Linked DNA regions of Homo sapiens: region 2 is linked to region 1. A link is a loop called in an ENCODE intact Hi-C map of the cell type or tissue named here. Cell type or tissue: spleen. All regions are shown on one strand. Each heading gives the region's core, and the rest is flanking DNA. Links, peaks and the distances in the headings are about the cores only.

The links. A loop is a pair of places that touch in the nucleus more often than their neighbours do. Peaks named below come from ENCODE experiments on the same cell type or tissue, not always from the same donor. Only the 100,000 strongest peaks of a DNase experiment are listed, where the experiment ranks them.
Region 2: it touches region 1 in a loop (5-fold over the local background); 7 of 110 quality-filtered maps call a loop at or near these places.

Annotation. Positions count from the first base shown.
Region 1 is chr5:88,728,497-88,734,645 of GRCh38, reverse strand. MEF2C (myocyte enhancer factor 2C) reads left to right here. Exons shown (of 11, transcript NM_002397.5): 7 at 2,745-2,917; 8 at 4,412-4,435; 9 at 5,299-5,428; 10 at 6,018-6,149. Among named protein-coding and RNA genes, the nearest start is that of GSCAR, 34 kb to the right of the region's middle. RefSeq lists enhancers at 2,044-2,323, 2,444-2,493. In spleen, for the core only: a CTCF peak has its summit at 4,895 (motif pointing left); no DNase peak of the experiment used is centred there; H3K27ac peaks cover 857 bases.
Region 2 is chr5:90,158,477-90,164,820 of GRCh38, reverse strand. It overlaps LINC01339 (long intergenic non-protein coding RNA 1339), which reads left to right. Exons shown (of 6, transcript NR_120601.1): 5 at 4,232-4,292; 6 at 6,302-6,344. Among named protein-coding and RNA genes, the nearest start is that of LINC01339, 130 kb to the left of the region's middle. In spleen, for the core only: a CTCF peak has its summit at 3,191; a DNase peak (open chromatin) is centred at 3,192.

The DNA of each region.
Region 1 (6,149 bases), core at 3,650-6,149:
CATAGGCTTTGTTGGAATTTCTCAGAGAGTTTACTGTAGAAAATGCTAAAAAAAAAAAAAAAAAAAAAAAAAAAAAAAAACAAACTTTTCTCAAGGCCTCCGTGAAGCATTTCCATTTTCGCACACTGGCCCAGTGCTTGTCATATCACAGGACAACACATTTCACGAAGCGGTTTTACTTCCTTTTAGCAAAATAACTCCTCCATGCAAACCAGTATCGGCATCTACCGAGCTGGGGTTTTAGTTTCTTCTGATCTATTCAAGCTTCATTGCACTGCTTAACAGACTTTTTTCTCCCCCTTCTTTTGAAATTACCCAGCTAATTTTCCATTTGATTGTTTATATAAACCAGATCTCACACAGGCTTAATAGATAAGTGACATATGTCTTCAGTGTGTCCATCTGACCTTCAGCTGACAGCAAAGTATAGAGCAGAATTGACCTTGATGTTCTTATTCTCTTTTTATCCCGTAGAATCTATTAATTCAAACTAAGTTCATAACATATTCACAATAATGATTCAGGATGACATATTAAATATAAAACTCCTCTAAGCACTCCATTTTGTCAAGCTTTTTTTTTTTAAGTGAACATACTCTCTTTTGTTTGTTTTTTTCTTCTAGTGAGAGGAAGTAAATGCATTGTTTTATGTAACAGCTTTTGCCATGGAATACTGTTCGAATTTACTGTAAAGAAAATTTGGGGGTTTGTCATATTTATCTAGCTTTAGAGAATTTGGCTAATATTCCAGAAGTTTTCTTATAGAAGGGAATTGATATTCAGATTCAACCAACATTTCTTAAGTGAGTCCTGTCACTTAACACACGTTTTGGGGGTGTCCAGTTTGCTTTATTTTTGTTTTTTTGCCCCAGGAACTGGGATAATTTTATTCATAATCCAATTGACAGACTTAATCTTGTAGTTATTTGTTATATATTCAGCCTGTTTATTCATGCATAAAATGAGACAGGTAAATGAATGGGATATGAAGAACAAATCTGCTTTATACAGTGTGCCTCAAATATATTTTGCTTCTAAAGATGTTCCCATAAATATCTCCTGAAATATACCTTTGCTCTGCCTTCCCAGTTCCTCATGGCCTCTATCTCAGGCCATCAAAGTAGTCTCCAGACTGGTCCACACTAGCAGGCCTTACTAATTCCTGAGTATACCAATGCCAGTAGATCTTTCTGACCACTTAGAGGTCTGTGTCATACCTCTACTCTGAAACTTTCATTTCCACCATATAAACCCAAGGACTTTTAGCCTGGAATTTGAGATCTCCACAGCCCAACCCCTGCATCCCTCCAGAGCCTCTGACACCCCTCTCTTTTCACGGGTCCCCTTCTAAACAGGTTCCTCTCAGTGCCCCTTACCATGCTCTTTAAACTCCTACCTCAGCCCTTTCCTACTGCCCAGTCACAAGCCTAACATATCTTCCTATGGCCTTTCTTTAAGGCCCTCATCAATTCCTGCCTCTTCTGTGAATCTTTTATTGGATCACCTCTTCTCTCCCGGGAACTCAATAACACTTAATCTGGATTACTCTGCAGGCACCTCACCCTACGCTGCCTTGTATTGGTCTTTATGTTTTCCATGAGTATGTATTGGATTACCACAAAGAGATTTCAGAGCTTTTCAAGCCTGGGGCCTTGTCTTTGCATCCTCACTGGGTAGCACACAATCTCACTCATGCAGGGGTAATAGATACTTGTGTTTTGTAATGATGGCAATAACAATGAGGTTTAACTGTCTCCTTTAGAAAGCTTCAGAAAACAACTGTCTAGTTTCTAGCAAGGATTGTTGAATCAGGTAGCTGAGTTCTCTTATTCTCCCTTCAGAGGCAGTGGAGGAAATCAGCAGATGTCTTTCTGAGTCCACTGTCATGCCAGCTCTGCTGGCATTTGTAATCAACTCCTCCCTAGCTCTCTTGGTCATATTTTGAAATATGAAAAACGCAGACCTTGGGATACCCACTTTTCTGTTAGTAGGATACTGAACATCAGAGACCTAAGAAAACCCTTTCAGTCTTCCAGTTCAATGGCTATTCCTGTGCCTTGGTGAATCAGCACTTTAGCGGAGGCATCATCACTTCATTTCAGCTCCAGGGAAGGAGTCTTGCTTTCTGAAGTTCTGTGTGAGGAGGAAAGCAAGGGTTGTACACTGAACTTAGTAAGGAGGGCAAAGCAGATGGAAGAAAAACCATAGAGAGAATTCACTCAGAGAAAAGCGGAACTGAACAGCAAAATGTGTAAGCGGCTTCCCCTCCTCCTGCCTGTCCTAGAAATTACAGTCTTGCTGGTATGCCCTTTCTTCATTTAAGGACACACAGACACACAAAATAAAACCCAAACCAGTGAACTGAAAGAGTGAGTCACGCCAGCCAGGCCTCCGCCAAGCTAGTCAATTAAAGTGCAAGACCAGTTCTGTGCTTTTCTTAGACCCTGAACTACTGTCTGACTTTCTTCCTGAATATTTTTGATAGGAAAAAAAGTATATGCTGACTTCTGAGCAAGTTGATGTATATTGGCTCTCTTCTCATAAAAAGTTTTTAATCTTCCTTCAGAGGACTATTGAATACTTAATTGGGTTACTTGTCCCATGGAGGTCAAATCAGTCATCCTATGGTTTTGCAATGTACGTCTTACCATTAAGCTTTTGTTTTTATTCTCATGTTGTGTATTCTTCGGAAACGTATTTGACCTAGATTTCTTCCTAAATGCTTTATTGTTTTTTGTTAACAGGGAACGGGTATGGCAATCCCCGAAACTCACCAGGTCTGCTGGTCTCACCTGGTAACTTGAACAAGAATATGCAAGCAAAATCTCCTCCCCCAATGAATTTAGGAATGAATAACCGTAAACCAGATCTCCGAGTTCTTATTCCACCAGGCAGCAAGAATACGATGCCATCAGTGGTAATACAAAACTACATTTTAAATAAATATTGATAATGTTTTGTATATGTTTTGCTGTTTTTATATTTGTCTAACTTGATGAATTACTTAACATTCTCCCAGAAAATTAACATAACAGTGCCATTGACAGAGCCTTGCTTGTATTTAGCTATTATTTCTGGTAACTGGTTTGCATTTCCCTTTTCCGTGTAAAAAAAATATATATATATATCTGGTGAACTTCACTAGGCTGATGTTCTAGGATAAGAAAAACATTTTCTTTTAAGGCTTTCAATTTATAGTTGGAAAAAAATCAGACACTACCATCGGTCAATCTCTACGTCCCATAAGCAGAGTAATAATAGGTAATGAGGTACTTTATAACATAGTATTTTTACAATATTTATGTCCTCAACACGCTGACAATGAGAAAGTACTTTCCACAATTTCTAAATGAACTTTCTCCTGTTAATTAGCAAATCCTTTCTTAGATGTATTGCAATGATTATATCTAATACATCGCATGCCTACACACTGCCTCAATTCATCTTTCCATACATTTACTTCATGAAAATAGCTATCTCTCAAAAGCAAATTAAAATCCTAGGCATTTTAGGAACAAAGGTTATATTTTACATCAAAAAAGAATTGTAGCACCTCTAAGGAAGATAAATAAATAAGAAATTTTAAATAGAGGTTATATCCCCAGACCCTGTCATTTTTCTTTCTTCTGGGTCTGCATGCCTAAGATGAAGATAATGTTATGGGACCAAATTCAACAACAAAGAGACTTACATCAGTGTTCTACAAATTAGCTTTGCTTAAGAGCAAGAACGTTTAAAACCAAGATTCGGTAGACAAATTTAGATCATTCTGCAAACACATTTATTTCTTTTTTCTTTCTCTGCTCTGTGGCAAGCTTCAGGGTAAAACAGTCCTGTGAGCTGATTAGTTTATTATGGCACAGTGCAGATTAATTTTGAATATCAACCAAAAACATCACATAATATGCAACATTCCCTTCAGAAAAAAACTGGGTCTAATAAATATAACCTCCTACAGGGCTACAGCCAAGCAGTGTGGGCCGTGCATGGCAGGCCATCTCTATCAACAGATTTATTCCAGGTCCCTTAAAACTGATGCTGTCCCAGGGAATCTGTGATGGGTCAGTTAGGTCCCTCTCTGGCAGCCAGGTGTGTAGCTCCCCTTCCTCCAGCAAGTGAGGTTTCAAAGCACAGTCTTTTTTTTTCCTTCAAAATGAAGTGATGAAATAATGAACATTGAGACACTGACCTGGGCTGAAAACCGGGTAGATTGTCTTCACATTTGAGACAAACAGCTCATTAAGGGAAACAAAGAATGTCTTTGTAAGGAGTTATCTTTGGAGTCTGGGTTTTAAAACTGTTTAAACTGTTGTGTCTATCGGAAGATGCTTTTCCTTTTGTTGAAAAGATTTTGCCCAATTATAAATATTTACGGACACTAATTAATAAAACTCCTTCCGCATGCTCTCAGTCTGAGGATGTCGACCTGCTTTTGGTAAGTGGTGAGAGCGCTTCCCTCAAATGGCATGTGCAAAGCTACTTTTAGGTAGAGGTGGTAGCTTTGATAAAATTGGAAGATATTGGAAGTTACCACAGTATGTCAACATTGATTATGTTTAAATACCATTAATTTCTGGCATCACTCACAGGTGAAAAGAATGTCAGGTTTTTTTTTTTGTTTCAATATTTTTTCTGTTTTCAATATTTTAGGACAATTTATAGTAAAATTCAAACAAAAATATTCTTTCATTACATAAAACTAAAATATTTCTTCTTCTGGGAATTAAAGTCTCATGATTTTAAGTTTATGTGGTGGATCTTTTATCTCTTTACTGTAATGAGTTAAATATTCGCATTAGCTGCTTTGCCATCTAGTTTGAGGGAAGTTTAGAAGAATCTGAACAAAGTGGTCACAGCACCACCTGCTGGTCAAAATATAACATGAGCCCCTACTCATTTGCTCTCTGCTGTATGTAGAACTGAACATAAAAACTACCATGGTTGATTTTAATTTTTTTTTAATTTGCATTTGAATGAAAACTGAAACAATGGAAGTACAGTATACATATTTCATCAGTTTTCAACATAGTCTGTTTTTACCCATAATAAAGCTATGGTACTTGTTACTAGTTCAGTTGCCTAGGAGATACTGATGTAATGGGTTACTATGGCAACAGCTGGTCTCTTGAAGGATTGTAAATGATAGGGTTGGCAGAGTTCATAGAGACACATGTTAAATGATTAATTTCATGAGATTTGTACCAAGTTATCTCTTTATGTGGAAAACTAATACTGAAATCTAATATTTTTAACTTTTAAAAAAATTCATCAGTAATGTCTTTTTATTTATTTTAAAAGAATCAAAGGATAAATAACTCCCAGTCGGCTCAGTCATTGGCTACCCCAGTGGTTTCCGTAGCAACTCCTACTTTACCAGGACAAGGAATGGGAGGATATCCATCAGCCATTTCAACAACATATGGTACCGGTGAGTAGCTTTGTCATGTGCAATTAGTACACTAAATACTTTTTATTGAAAATCAAGATGAAAAAGTTATCTTTTACTCTATTAGGAAGCTTTATTTAGGGCCTGCGCCGTCCACAGCACTGCAGCATTACCCATTCTTCACTAAGACAAAGTGAATATCCACATTTTTCTTTCTTAACTGACTGAAAGTTTTATTTATGCAACCTGAGTTCAAAATAGAAACACACTTTCAAGAAAATTGAGCTGTTTCTTTGATGTAATAAAAAGCTCACTTTCTCAGGATTGTTTAACATTTCTACATCATCAAATATGTACATACCTTTATACTAGATTGTAGTTCTAATAAACTAGAATTGCGGACTATGCTACTTCAGAGCATTCGTGGAATACTTATTTTTGGTTTATAGTATATTCCTTTTAAATTAGAATTATCGCTGATGCTTTATCTCCCCTCCCCTCAAAATTAAAAATATCTATAATAACGATAATCCTAATAGAATATTTTGGAAATTGAAAATGTTTATTCTATTTACCATTTGATAATTTCTAAATTTAATATTTTCCCTTGTTGTTTTATTCTTTAATCTAGAGTACTCTCTGAGTAGTGCAGACCTGTCATCTCTGTCTGGGTTTAACACCGCCAGCGCTCTTCACCTTGGTTCAGTAACTGGCTGGCAACAGCAACACCTACATAACATGCCACCATCTGCCCTCAGTCAGT
Region 2 (6,344 bases), core at 2,082-4,581, 1.4 Mb before region 1:
AAATCTCCTCTTTCATCTTAAAAACTAATAAAATTTTGTACTCATTTGTGTATGTTTGAATATAAAAATAACATTTTAAATTAACAGTGAGTCCGGTGGATGCTCTGGTAACATGTGCCTCCCCTATCCTGTGGCTTCTCTAATCCCCTGGCATAGAACAGCATAACCCTGAAGGCACTTCAGTTTGAGGATCAGGGGATTAAGCATGGTGAGGTAATCGCTGATTTTATCAATCAGAATAGGGTGGGTTAAACTGTGTTAAGAAATAATTCCAAGAGTTCAGTGGCTTAAAATAACAAAGGCTTGTTTCTTCTTCATATTAAATCGCCCCCACTGGTCATTTGGAGAGCTTGGCTTCTTTCACTCAGGACCTTTGCAGAGCAAGTCTCTGTCTCTGTTTTCGTCATGATCTGTGATGAGCAAGGTAGGACAATGGAGACGCAGTGGCTCATTCTCTGGCTCTTAAGTCACTCACATTTCATTGGCTAAAACAAGCCAAGGCTATCCCTAATTGCGATGAAGAATAGGAGAATGCAATTCTATAAAGTTCCAGAAGATGGAGAGCCAGAAAAATTTGGTGAACAGTACTAATAACTACCACATCAGCTGAGGTCAAGAATAGGGTAGAAAGAGGTGCCTTGAACGCAGGGTTGTCTTGGAGGTGTCATCTGAAGATGACCAACTACCCCTGAGTCTCTTCACAAAGGGAACACACACAATGAACTCATGGCTAATTTGTGTTTCCCTTTACTATTCACACACACTTTGTGTCACAGTATCTTTCTCCAAAGACAGTATGGGATTCTGGATTACATTAGAATCACATGCTAGTCCTGCTTCCCTGAGATCACTTCTGGAAACTACCTTGATTGGAGTTCTGGATTTTTTAGAATCTTTTGGCTGCACCTCACAGACAGTTTCCTGCTCGGCTTTCTCTCACACCTGGTGAAGCACAGCTATTGTCTCTAAGTTCCACTGGTTTACAAAGCTGCCTTATCTTCAACTTCTTAGGAGGTGCTTCATTATCAAACAAAGAGGACAGACCCCTTCTTTTGATGCTAATGTTGTTATCAGGAAGGAGACAAGGTAGCTGTACAGGAGAGAGGGCCCTGAAAACACACACAACCGCTTTAGGGGCTCACTGTAGCCAGTCTGCGTAGAATCTTTTCAGTTGCCCTGGGTCTCTAACTCTGCTTTTGTTATAGTCAAGTGCTGTAACAGTTCTGTACTTCTTCCCTCCATCTGCAGCATGTCTGGTGACCATTAGGGAACATTTTCTGCATTTATCTTTTGTAACAGAGTGCCAGGCACTACAGAAAATCTGAGGTAAACTAAATTATTTCTATTTTTTGAGGCTTCTGGAGTATTAAAATAAGTAATACCAAAAGAGCATCATAGAAACTGATGAATTTTAAGTTGTTGGATGAAATGCTTCTTTTAAAAACTCTTGCCAGTACGTCTATGAAAATTGAGGTATAACCTTATTTGGAGATGTCATCAAAAATCTAAATTTGAGGCCTGTTTTAAATATGAGGCTTATGCCAAATGGTCCTCTTGGGTCCCCCTTCCTCACTCTTCCTGTGATAGGTCCTGAAAGTAAGTGTAAGACGTTCTGTTTGCCCTTGAGACACTCAAAATCTATTTGGGGAGTCAGTATTAAAAATATAATACAGAGGCTAATACAGGTAAGTATATAATAAAGTGCTAAGTTGGCAGCAGATACTACAGGTATTTTTAAGAGCTCAGAGAAAGGAGGGATTACTGTGGCTAGTTGAGTCAGGAGTAGTTTTGTGGAAGAGATGGGGAAATTGATACAGGACAAAAGGATTTTAGGAACAATACCACCAACAAAAGATGTTGACTTCCTTCTATCAATTTACATTCAAATAAAACTGGCTCTACTTTATGAGTTTCCACTTGTTGGTCCAGTCTCCATTCTCAGCCTGGATCAGAACTTTTCTGAATCCTATATAATTTAAGCCCTGTGTTGCTAATCTTTTGAATTAAGTTAATATGTGAACCACTAGCCACCAGGGATGCAGATTTGAGAGCAAACAATGGACTCTGCTCCCTCTTTCCTTTGAGGCCAGGAGGGAGCTAATAGCTTTCCTTGCTGGGCATGCAGAACCAGGAGGGGGATGAGCAGCATGGATGCTGAGTTGATGCAGGCAAGCCTTCTGGAAGGGCTTCTGAAGCTGCCCTGTCTTTGAAGTGAGTGAGAATACCTCACGTGGAGCTATCCCGAGGATTGACAGGACCAGACCCACAAAATTTTCTAGCTGTAGTGGGGCCGTGAGCATCCCCTACAGCTTCCCCTTTGGACAGCAGAAGCCTTGAGAGCACACCCCATGGAGCCACCAAGTCTGCAAGAGCAGCGGGGAGCAGTTACCACCAATTGAATTCTACTCCCTGCTGTGGTGCTGAGTGGAGGGGGCTTCTCATCAGATGGAACTTTCATTCCTTCTAAGAGGATATATATATATGTATAGTTTTTCCTCTTAAAACCAAAGTTGGAATATTTATTTGAAAATGAATTCCTAGACTCTGGTTTTAGTTAAAAATTTCCATAGGGAACAATAGAACTATAGTACATTTCTAATTTAAAACTTTGCATTGTTGATGAAGTTTTGAAAATAGCAGAAGTAGGCAACCCAAACATCTGTTACTTTAATTTTTTTTCCTCCCTCAACTTGTAGCAAACTTGTGGCACTAGTCTTGGAATGTGGGCACTGTCTCTGATCAGTATTTTAGGGAGTTTTGGAATGCACAAGAAAATATAGATAAGATTCTTTGCTTAAAATTTATAATGCATTGCAGATTGCACTGTGGGTTTCTGAAACAACGAAAAGTCATGGTGGGTTTTAAAGCAGTTTAGAGGAATAGCTCAGATCTTTGATGCAGGGCACTTAAATTAATGCTAGTCACAACATAAAGCTCAAGTTCAAAATTTATGTCTCCCTCTGATTACCACACATCAACCTACTTGAAATGGAGATGAAATTGCATTTCTCTGGGGGAAACATGGTGCTATTTTGATGATCAAATGTATTGGGAACAGAGGTTCTTGTTAGCCACGTTGTGTGTGGTGTGGGGAAGTTTCAGGCAACTTGGCGCTGGACCAGTGGGTGGAGGTGGAGCAGGGTGGCCATTACAATTAGAGCCTCTGGTGAGGAAGAGGGGGCGCCAAACTCTTAGTTTTCATTGAGCTGGGTTACAGAATGCACTAGCTGCCTGGGCCATGGCTTCTGTGTCACTGGGAACAGGCAGCTCACTGTGTAGGTCCAGGAAATCTGCAGCGTCACAGCTTATCCTTCTAGAGGAAGCATTGGTCAAGGATTTACATTCTGGAATAAAGCCCTGTATTTCACCATTATTATTATTGTTATTACTATTTTCTGGCAAAAACTTCTTAAAATGAATGTGAAATTGAGATGATCATTATGTAACCAAAGTGCTATCGCAATATAACCTGCCAAGAAGTTATCATTCTGCTCAAAATATTAAAGGTCATTTTCATCCCCTTTTAAAATGTCCTTCTGACCCTGCCACCCTGCGTTGGGCAGGCTGCAGCCTGGCAGGTATAGGGCTGGGAGGCCACACCGAGATGGTAGTGTTCTTTGATCACCTGCCATGAGGTACTGGGCAGATCTAGTTGGGAATGAAAGATGACCAGGTAAGCTGGCTTGGTCTGGCACTATTTCTAAAGGAGAAGCTATAGAGGTATTGGTGTTTGCAGTTAGATGGCTCCTGCCAAGATGCTTTCTGTGCTGACTAGGTTCACTTCTTTTCAGGGCTCTGTCTCTTGGGCAGACCTTTAGGTCTTAAGCAGACAAGTCTGCTTGGCTCCTTCAGCTTCACAATGGGCCCTGTTTTTTCACAGTGAGACATTTTCTCTTGATAAAGTGAGTGTTGATCTTCCTGGGAAGAGCAATGGAGGGAATGTAGGTTCTAATAGGTTCTGGACATTCTTCCCACTTCAAAAAAATGAACTTCTTTTTCTCAATTCCTAGGGCCTGGAGTTTTTTCCTATGTACTTCTCTTATGAAATAATAAGCTTCCAATAGGTGTGCATTATATTTCTAAGGCAGAATTAAAAACCAGATATCTATTAGTTTGGAAATCCAGGGTCTGGCTGTTATAATGACTAACCTGTTTTTATCTCTGCAGAAATTACTGTTTAATATTATATCATGTTGAATTTTTCCCAATGGTAATCTTATGATGGCTGCAGCTACCTGTTAACTTCAACAAGCACACTGGCCTGGAGACTACATGATGGTGTATCAGTAATGGTAAGAGCATCCTTTTCCCTAGTATTACTAGGTAAGTTGCTACCTACCTGAGAAGCATCTTATATATGGATTACTAATTTAGTTCCTTATTTCTGGCTATAAAAGGCAATTGAAATATAGGCTTGCCAGAGATTAAGGAGAAAAGTTAATGGCCAGCCTCTACTTTTTCTTACTTTAGAAGTGAAAACAGTGGTTATTACTATTATTAATTACAACCAAAACAACCACAAATTTAAGCAGCCTTCCAGACAACTTAAGGAGTATTTTTAAATAATCAATTTTACTTTAAAATGTTTAATTAAAAAGTTTAGAGAAGAATTTCCAATTTTGGTCATTGCTCTTAAACAGTGATGTGACACAGTTTATCTTTTCTGCCTTTCCCTCCATGTCCTCTCCTAAGAGCAGGTGCCTCTCCATCATTGCCCATCAAAGACATTTCTGATGCTCCAGAAGGATACCCTTGAGGTCATCCTGTTCTCACCTCCAATATTCATTATGATCTCTAACATCACTATATACAACATTTTTGTATATATAGAATAATTTCTGGTGCCTTCATGTGGTTGGGGGTTTCTTTACATGAATATTTGCTCTTTATCCTTAGGCCTTCCTCTTGGCTTTGCTTTTGCAGATATATTCACACATATGATTATACTCATGTAAAATACACATGCCTATATGCATACAATTGTGTACAAATTAATGTACATGACTCTCAGTAAAATTTTGTTGAATCAATTAATAAACGTACACACACATGTGCTTGTGTGTAAAGGGTGGTTTGTTTTGCTTGTACTCTATAGATGAAGGCACTGAGAATAGTTTTCTTTTGTCCCTGAAGTTTTTATTGTATAGCTTCAAAGATTTTCCTTGCTGGATAATTTCTTTTAAGAAATTTTGATGAAAATGTGCACAGCAATTTTGACTTACTTGTAGGTGGAAAGAAGAATAATTTTTACACTTTGAAGCAATTTTGGATTTTTTCACACGTGGATAATTCTCTGAGCTTTCAAAGCAAACATTTCAAAATTTCCTTTTCTTCAGATTGAACTGGTTGAAAGTAATATTATAATGTTTGTGCCTTGCTTTTTATAATTACTTATATATGTACACTTATATTTATGTAATTAATGTTACTATACATTTCTAATTGCTAATTAGTTGCTTACTTTTTCAGTGCATTTTAAAATGCTCTGAAATCTATTCATCTATATATCTATCCTAGGGACAAAGGTAATATTCTTTTCATTTTTGAATCTCTGGGAAATTTATTTATTTGCTTTTAGCAGTGGAAAGAATTTTATTTTTTGTCTAAGTAGGCATTTATTTTGAGGTAAATATAAAACATAAAATTTTCCCCAAAGTCTATTTTCATATTACCTTTTAACTATGTGCTAGTAATGGGTACAGGGTTACTGTCACCCTCACCCCATCCATTTTACCCTAGAATGGTTGGCATTATGTGGAATTGGTCCTCTATGCAGGTGAAAGCCTGCCCATGAAGTTTACAATAGCTATGAAGCCCTATGGAGGGAATTAAAAATTCTCTCCCTTTGAAAGTGGAACATCCTCCACCAACTGGTAAAAATAAGCCTTTTTTTTTGTATTGGAAGAACTTCAGGGATTCTGAAAACTAGGAGGAAAACATACCACACAGTCTGCGAATACTGTGTTTAGGAAGGTTTGACAACAGAGGGAAAAAAGCCTGTTTCAGGACTCTCAGGCTGGGAGGTAGCTGTTTTAGTGGGGCTATTGAAATCTGAAATGACCTCTTTTTATATCTTGAAGAACTAAATCTACTGCAAAAAGGTAAGATTTTCAAGTTGTAATAATAAAGACTAAATTTTAACTTATGAGGTCTTTCAGTATACTAACTCAACTCTAATTCGATATTATTAGTAAACTGGATAATAGTTTAGAGTATACTGAATAAAAAAATGTAGTAAACAGGCAAAATATTGTTATGACATGAATCTCATGTATTGTATTCCCCTTCCTTCTCTGTATAGGATTTACAACTGCAAACATCTCAAGCAGCAGTGCCACATCCCT